Regions from separate parts of the Homo sapiens genome. Here region 1 is linked to region 2. A link is a loop called in an ENCODE intact Hi-C map of the cell type or tissue named here. Cell type or tissue: GM12878. All regions are shown on one strand. Links, peaks and the distances in the headings refer to the core of each region. The heading gives the core; the rest is flanking DNA.

Evidence for each region. A loop is a pair of places that touch in the nucleus more often than their neighbours do. Peaks named below come from ENCODE experiments on the same cell type or tissue, not always from the same donor. Only the 100,000 strongest peaks of a DNase experiment are listed, where the experiment ranks them.
Region 1: it touches region 2 in a loop (4-fold over the local background); 1 of 110 quality-filtered maps calls a loop at or near these places.

The regions. Positions count from the first base shown.
Region 1 is chr13:32,837,138-32,841,534 of GRCh38, reverse strand. All of the region lies in intron 4 of LINC00423 (long intergenic non-protein coding RNA 423), which reads left to right. Among named protein-coding and RNA genes, the nearest start is that of LINC00423, 72 kb to the left of the region's middle. RefSeq lists an enhancer at 3,975-4,134. In GM12878, for the core only: no CTCF peak of the experiment used is centred there; DNase peaks (open chromatin) are centred at 304 and 2,366; H3K4me3 peaks cover 296 bases; H3K27ac peaks cover 2,260 bases.
Region 2 is chr13:33,145,175-33,149,571 of GRCh38, reverse strand. All of the region lies in intron 3 of STARD13 (StAR related lipid transfer domain containing 13), which reads left to right. Among named protein-coding and RNA genes, the nearest start is that of STARD13-AS, 130 kb to the left of the region's middle. RefSeq lists an enhancer at 2,405-2,704. In GM12878, for the core only: no CTCF peak of the experiment used is centred there; DNase peaks (open chromatin) are centred at 2,531 and 3,768; H3K27ac peaks cover 4,000 bases.

The DNA of each region.
Region 1 (4,397 bases), core at 199-4,198, 310 kb after region 2:
GGGGTCCCAGAACAGTGGGCATGGCTCCAGTTTGTCTCCCCAGCTGGGTCATGTAGCCGAGCTAAAGCACACCCAAGTTTTCCAGGCCTCTCCTACCTTCCTAGGGGGCCTGGATGGTGGCTTGCATGCCTCAACTCCCTGGAACTGCCTGCTGAGGGCAAAATTTCCTCTCAGGCGGTCGAACCAGCAGAAACACAGATGTAGCAGACCACCTGAAAGTAACTGCAGCATTTAGTGACATGTCTTCCACATTCTCAAGTCATTCAGCTCTTAGCAGACACAGGGCTGGATGGAAGCAGTCATTTTGTTCCCCTCGTTGGTCAAAAGATGCTTTTGATGAATCATTTCTTTATTTAGTTTTTAGATTGCATTCCACCTCAGGGGGAAAGCTCTCCAAATGAAACCGTTCATAAGACCAGGTAAAACCGCAGCAACTTTTAAGGCTATCCCTGAAGGTCAGCCAAAAGCCAGATCTCAGATTTCATTTGGAAATCTGCCAGAAGGGATGTTCTTGGATGCCGCGTGCTACCCACAGGGTCTTCCTGCCTCTCTCTGACAAGCCCCCTTGGATACTGCCTTGAAGAAAACAGTTTCTGGAAGTATAAGAAGGAGTACAATTGGTCGGGCGCAGTGGCTCACACCTGTAATCTCAGCACTTTAGGAGGCCGAGGCGGTTGGATCACTGGATTCAGGAGTTGAAGACCAGCCTGGCCAACATGGCGAAACCCCATCTCTACCAAAATATACACAAAAAATTAGTTGGGTGTGGTGGTGCACACCTGTAGTCCCAGCTACTCAGGAGGCTGAGACAGGAGAATCACTTGAACCCAGGAGGTGGAGGTTGCAGTGAGCCAAGGTCATGCCACTGCACTCCAGCTTGGGCAGCAGAGTAAGACCCTGTCTCAAAATAATTAATAATAATAATAATAATAATAATTTAAAAAATAAATAAATAAAGGCGGAAAACTGGACAAAGGAAAATAGCCATCAAGGGTCAAATTTCCCCTAAGAAAGGGTTTTCTGCTGACCAAGGACAGGATAAGGCAAGCACTCCTCACATTTCCACAGAGGAGAAAGGCGGGGAGCAGCTTGCTCTAAGCCTTAAGCAAAGTTGGGGGGACCACAGTGTGACTATCCCTAGCAAAGCCAGCCTCTGAGCTGACCACTATTATGACCTGCTCCCCATCTGCCGCTTGGAGGGACACTATTAGCAATTGGCAAGTTGCCAGTATCCCATTTATTGGCTCATTAATAATTCCTCTGGGCTCCCAAAGCAACCATTTGATTCCAAATAGATCACAAAATTCGCCACTGAGATATCTTTACCCTTTCTGACATTTCATGAGAGCAGAGGCAGAAATTCACACCGGAGAGTCTGGGAGTTGATACTGGAGACAGGGTTAATGTTCTCCTTTCCCCGAATCTACAGGGGCCTGGTTTGCTCTAATCTGCCTCCAGGAGGTGAGCCACCACCCTGGCTGGGCACTGCTCCACTTGCTTATGGTGGTACCTAGGGCCTTGCATCTCAAAGTGTGGTCCCCAGACCAGCAGCACTGGCACACCTCAGAAGATTCTTAAAAAAGCAGACTTTCAGGCCCCATCCCAGACCTATGGAATCAGATCCCGCATTGAAATAAGACCCACCCCACCAAGTAATTTATACACACCCTAAGGTGCTCTAATTTATTTGTAGGAATAAATGAATTTATCCCAAGAAAGTAATCAGATGCATGCACAGCTTGCAGGTACCCATGGGTTGAATGCGTCATTGCTTAAAAAGACAAAAACTGGGGCAGGGCCTGATGGCCCATGCCTATAATCCCAGCACTTAAAGAGGCCAAGGCGGTGGATCACTTGAGGCCAGGAGTTCAAGACCAGCCTGGCCAACATGGAGAAACGCCGTCCCTACTAAAATACAAAAATTAGCCAGGCATGATAGCACACACTTGTAGTCTCAGCTACTCAGAAGGCCGAGGCAGGAGAATGGCTTGAACCCAGGAGGCGGAGGTTGCAGTAAGCCAAGATGGCGCCACTGCACCCTAGCCTTGGGAACAGGGTGGGATTCTGTCTCAAAAAAAAAAAAAGGCAAAAACTGGAAACAAACCAAATGTATTGAAGCAATATTTATTTGAGTGCCTTCTATGTGACACTCAGAAAATAAGAGCTACAAAACAGAGACAGTCTTAAAAATATGGTTCATTTGGGGGGGATGGAAAATTGCATAGCCATTTTTTAAATACCTCTTTAAAAAAAGAAACCAAAACCTACTTCTAAAAGTAGAAGTAGGGCCTCTAAGGCCCTATTTCCTGCCTTCCAGGTTGGCTCAATTATTGTGACTGTCTCTAGGCAAACAGTTCGTGCAGGCTGCTAGGCTAAGGACATTTCCCTTTGCTAAACAAACAAGCAAATGCAGACAGGGCTCAGCTGCTGTAGCACATTGGAATTGCTTGTGAAATGAATTAAGATCCATTTCCAGGGCTGTGCTGTCTGAATGTAACTGCGGGCTTTCACCCCGCCCCCACCTTTCCCATCCCCCAAGGTATAGTCCACTCAATCTCAGGGGCACATGACCCTCTGGTTGTGATGTCCAAGGTGCTCAGTGGATTTACACGTCACTGTGTCCATTATTTTTCCTAAAAGGAAGACAGCTTAGATAAACACCTCCCTTTAAGTCAAATGTAAGTTTGTTCAACTACAGCCACAAGAAGGATAGCAAATTCCGGAGAAGGACCTTCTGGAGAACACAGCAATATTATCTCGCTGGCCCAGGGATGGGTTTGCAACTGCTCTCAATGGCTGCCGTACATCATCGCTTCACTGAGTATTGTCCAGGCAGAGCAAAGTCACTCAAGCAATACTTCTTATAATCAAGGCAAGTGGTCAGCGGCTGCCTTAAAAAAAAAAAAAAAAAGCCTGGAAATACAGTCCCCAGCCAGAGTAAAGATCCTCCTCTGCGACCTCACAGCCCAGCTGGATGGGACCCTGCAGCGCTCTCACCTCTCTGCTCAGGAAAATGTGGCTGCTGCGCGTCTCAGCCCAGCCGAATTTGATCTTGTGGATTTCATGTCTAATCTCAGCCTAGATTACTCGGGCTTGTTTGGCCCGCTCTAGCATGCCTGGTCTCTCTATTCTCTCTTGATTCTCTCCCATCCTTATTCATCCCTCACTCATTGATTGATTTAATTCAACAACCAAGCCCCCTGCTGTGCTGGATGTCAGATGTTCTAGGTGTGCTCAAATGAAGGCCCTTTTCATTTTCCGGAGGAGTTCACTTCCCATGTTGGGAGACAGTAACAGGAACAAATCAGGCTGCCTAGGTGTTCACGATGTCACCAATATTGGGAAGTTACATTTTGTAATATTTTAATAAAAATAGCTTTTCTGAGCCCAACCCCCTCCCACCGCCTACTGATCTTTGGCTCTTAGTTTCTGCGCCTTCCAAATTCCCTCCTCCATAGCTCACCTGGCCTTGAGGCTTTTACAAACTGCTCTGGCCTGCATCCTGGATCTCACTCTAGAAACCACTCTGCTGGGGTCATTCCGGCAGAGCACCCAGCTTCCCCTCTCTCTGTGGCAGAAAAACCTGATTCTCTCCCACTTTGTCATGAAAAGTCCCTTCCCTGCCTGCGTATCTCTCCAGCTCTTGCCTTATAAGTTAGAAGGCTCATTGGGTTGACTGCTAACCAAGCGCCATCTAGTAGAAGACTCCAGGTTTTGACAGTGCAAATTACAGTCTTTTAACGGGATCAGATTCTCAGGCCCCTCCCCCTCTTAATAGCACCTCTGAGCAGAAAGATGCAGTGGAGATTTATCTCATTTATGCTTTGACTCATGACACACATGTGCATGCACGCTCACATATCTTCATACACTCATTTACACATGCACTTACATACACACACATACATAAACACATACATACATACTCACACTCATGTACACACACACACGCACTCATGCATATGAACATCTTCTAGAAGGAGGAAGCAAATTGTGTTAGGTTTCTAGTCTTTCCCTTCCTGCTATAGACAATTGCAATGCAAATATGACAAATGATACAGTCAGAAGCAGATTTATCCTGAAGATAATGAAGCTTAAGCAACTGGGCTCTTTACTTGCACCAGACTGGTTCCTGGGGTGGTCTAGGTGGGGAGTGGAAGTCAGGTTGCAAACAGGAGGCATTTCTGAAAATGTCCCTAAAAATATCTCTGAAGAATGAGACCTGGATATCTAAAACTCTAGTAGTTTTTGTGATTTCTTTTCTTATGCTAGATAAATATTTGCATTCCTAGCTGCTATATGTGAATGTCTGTACCCCAACCCCCCACACATCACATTCACATGGTGAAATCCAATCCCCAAAGTAATGGTACTTGGAGGTGGGGCCTTTGGGAGAT
Region 2 (4,397 bases), core at 109-4,108:
TGGTTGTTTGAAATCTACCTAAAATGTCTAAGATGTCTTCAGTGATGATGACTTTGTTAGTAGGAATGGCAACTAATGAGCAAGTAAACCAAGAACAGAAGACACATAGATAATTTTACATCAGTAATTTCAAAGTCCAAAAAATGAAATTGTTTTAAATGAATAAAAAAAGACTTCATTTTTAAAAATTGACTTTGTTTCTTAGAGAATTTTTAGGTTCACAACAAAACTGAGCAGAAACTACAGAGAGTTTTCATATATAGCCTGTTCCCACACAGGCACAGCCCCCCGCCCACTCACTATCAACATCCCCCACCAGACTGGTACATTTTCTAGAATCAATGAACCTACATTGACATATCATTATCACCCAAATTCTCCATAGTGTACATTAGGGTTCACACTTGGTGTTATATATTCTGTGGGTTTTGGCAAATGCATCCACCATTATAGTATCATAGAGAGTAGCTGCATTGCCCTAAAAATCCTCTGTGTTCCACCTTTCCACTCCTCCTCTCCCCAACCCCTGGCAACCACTGATCTTTTCACTATCTCCACAGTTTTGCCTCTTTTAGAATGCTATATAGTTGGATCATAGAGGATATAGCCTTCTCATACTGGCTTCTTTCACTTAGTAACATGCACTTAAGTTTCTTCTATGTCTTTTCATGGCTTGATAGCTCACCTCTTTTTACTGGTGAATAACATTCTATTGCCCACATGGACCACAGTTTATCCATTCACCTGACATATCAGTTGTTTTCAAGTTTTGAAAATTATGAAAAAGCTACTATAAATACCTACGTGCAGGTTTGCATGTGGATGTAAGTTTTCCATTCATTTGAGTAAATGCCTAGAAGTGCAATTTCTCGAGTATATGATAAAAGTGTATTTGGCAGTAAGAAGCTGCCCACTGTCTTCCAATGTGGCCATACCATTTTTCATTCCCACCAGCAATGAATGAGAGTTTCTGTTGCTCCACATTCCCACCAGCATTTAGTGTTGTCAGTGTTTTAGATTTTTACCTTAGATATGTGGTTGTATCTCATGGATGTTTTAGTTTGCAATTCCCTAATGACATGTGATGTTGAGTGCCTTTTTAAAGGCTTGTTTACCATATATTCATCTCCTTTAGTGAGTTGTCTGTTCAGATGTTTTGCCCTCTTTTTAACTGGGCTGTTTGTTTCCTTATTGTTGAGTTTTAAGGGTTCTTTATATATTTTAGCTAATAGTCCTTTAACAGAGATATCTTTTGCAAATATGCTCTCTCTGTATATAGCTTGTCTTCTCTTTCTCTTGAAAGTTTTTTTCTCTGAAAGAACTAAGTAGAAGTATTGAATTTTAATGAAGTCTGGTTTATCAGTTATTTCTTTCATGGACCAGGCCTGTGGTGTTGAATCTAAAAGGTCATCACTTTATTCAAAGTCATGTAGATTTTCTCCTATGTTATCTTTTTGGAGTTGTATAGCTTTGTGTTTACACTTAGGTCTATGATTCATTTTGAATTAATTTTTGTGATGATATAAGGTCTGTGTCTAGACTAAATTTTTTTTGCATTTGAATATCCACTTGTTGCAACAGCATTTGTGGAAAGACTACCTTTTATCCATCGTATTGCCTTTGCTCCTTTATAAACGTAAGTTGACTCTCTTTGTGCGAGTCTGTTTTGGGTTCCTCATTCTGCTCCATTTATCTCTTTGTCTATTCTTTCACCAGTACCATACTATCATGATTACTATGGCTTCATAGGAAGTCTTGAATTTGGATAGTGTCAGTCCTCCAGTTTTGCCCCTTCATTATTGTGTTGGTTATTCTGAGTCTTTTGCTCCTTCATATAAACTTTAGAATCAATTTGCTGATATCCACTGTTTTGGTTTTTTGTTTGTTTGTTTGTTTGTTTAAAACTGGACATTTTAAATATTGTAATATGGCACCTCTTGAAATCAGATCTTCTCTTCCCAGGGTGGTCATTGTTGCTATCTGTTTAATGAATATCTGGAACTAATTCTCTAAAGTCTGTATCCCTTGTTGTATCCACTGAAGTATCTACTCAGTTAATTTAGTAATCAGCAAATGATTGGACAGAGATTTTCTTAGATACCTTCAACCAATCCCTCAGTCTTTGCTGAGCGGCTCTTTGTGCATGTTACAATATGGCTTCAGCACTGCAGCAGGGAATTGATAACTCTGCCTTAGCCTTGATTTCCTGCTTGTGCAGATCATCAAGGTCAGCTAAAGGTGGAAGATTAGGGCCAGCTCAGGTCTTTCCTGGGTATACACACAGTTCTGCACATGTACTTGGCCTTCTAGATTCCTAGGAATACATTGGAACTTTTCTAAGTCCCCTATGGACATCTCATTCTCCCAGATATTCTTTTTAAGCTTTTTGGTTAGCATCTTGTTTGGCTCAACTGTTATTACCATTTCAGGCAACTGCCATGTTGACTAATTACTACTGACTGTCTTTGACAAACACCCTGGGTATAAGCTAGTTTCAGTAATGATTTGAGTCAGGTTAAATAAAGACAAGCGCTGTGAACTGGGGGTTTTCAGGGAATTCCCAGACAGCTCAGATAATGACAATTCTTTGGTAACGGAGTTTTGGGGAAGCTCAAACATGTTCTTCCCTCTCCAGTGGATGCAAGGCTACTAGTTTTCACAGCTACTCTGACGGTGATGCTGTTGATTTTCAAAGCTCCTGAAAAGCTGGGGAAAAGGGCATAGGAATAGGGTGGGTTTGAATGTCACAAAGCTCACTGTCCTTACATATGTTTAACCATTTTTCTTAAATAGACACTTAGTGTTACTTAGTTTGTTGGAAGCCCATATCAATTTACAGCTTTCTTAAAAAGTTGATTTTGACAATATCTGCCAGTACTTTTGTTGATTTTATGAAGAAGTGGGGTTTTGGAGGTTTTCACTTAACCTTTTTCACTGATGTCACTCACTTGCATTATTTTTTATTCAGCTTTATTTAAATATAATTTATATTCCAAAAAATCACCAAAGCATACAATTTGATTAATTTTGTGAAATGTACAGCTATGTAACTATCACCACAATCGTGACATAAAACTTTATTTTTTCAGCTACAGGGTCCTACTATGTCACCCAGGCTGGAGTGCAGTGGCGTGGTCTCAGCTCACTGCAGCCTTGACCTCCCAGGCTCAAGTGATCCTCTCACTTCAGCCTCCTGTGTAGCTAGGACTACAGGCACGTGCCACCATGCCCAGCTAATTTTTTTTTTTGAGATGGAGTTTCACTCTGTCACCCAGGCTGGGGTGCAATGGTGCAATCTCGGCTCGCTGCAACCTCCGCCTCCCGGGTTCAAGCAATTCTCCTGCCTCAGCCTCCTGAGTAGCTGGGATTACAGGCATGTGCCACCACGCCTGGCTAATTTTGCATTTTTAGTAGAAATGGGGTTTTACCATGTTGGTCAGGCTGGTCTTGAACTCCTCACCTCAGGTGATCCACCTGCCTTCACCTCCCAAAGTGCTGGGATTACAGGCATAAGCCACCACACCCGGCTTAATTTTTATATATTTTTTTTGTAGCGACAGGGCCTCTCCATGTTGCCCAGGCTGGTCTCAAACTCCTGGGCTCAAGCGATCTGCCCACCTTGGCCTCCCAAAGTTCTGGGATGACAGGCATGAGCCACCATGCCCAGCCGTGACACAGAACATTTTTGTGACCTCAAAAAGTCCCCCAGTGCCAGCATTTGGCAACCACTCATCTGTTTCCTGTCACTACAGTTTTGCCTTGCCTGAAATTTTTTTGATGAGTGGAATCCTGTAGTGTATGCTCTTTGTGTCTGGGTTCTTTTACTTAGCATAATGACTCTGAGATTCATGTATAGTGTTGTATGTATCAATAGTTAGTGCCTTGAATTGTTGAGTATTCCATTGTATGGATATACCACAATTTTTATATCCATTTACCAGCTGATGGACATTTGGGCCATTTCTACTTTTTGGCTATCTTATGATTAAAGCTGCTATGAACATTCAAGTACAAATCTTTTTACAGCAAAAAAAAAATTATAAAAAGTATAAATCTTTTTGTGGACATGTGATTTCTTTTATCTTGCATAAGTAGCTGAGAGTGGAATTGCTAGATCAAGTACTAAAAATATATCTAATTTCATAAGAGACTGCCAAACTGTTTTCCAAAGAGACTGTACGCTTTGGAAGTTTCAGTAGTTCTGAATCCTTGCTAATACTTAATGTTGTCAGCGTTTTTACTTTAGGTATTCTGTTGTGTAGTGGTGTCTCGTTATGATTTTAATTTGCATTTCTTTCATGACTGATGATATTGAACATCCTTTCATGTCTTCTCTTAGAAGTATCTGTTTGAATATTCTGCCCATTTGAAAATCAGGTTGTTTGACTTGTTACTGA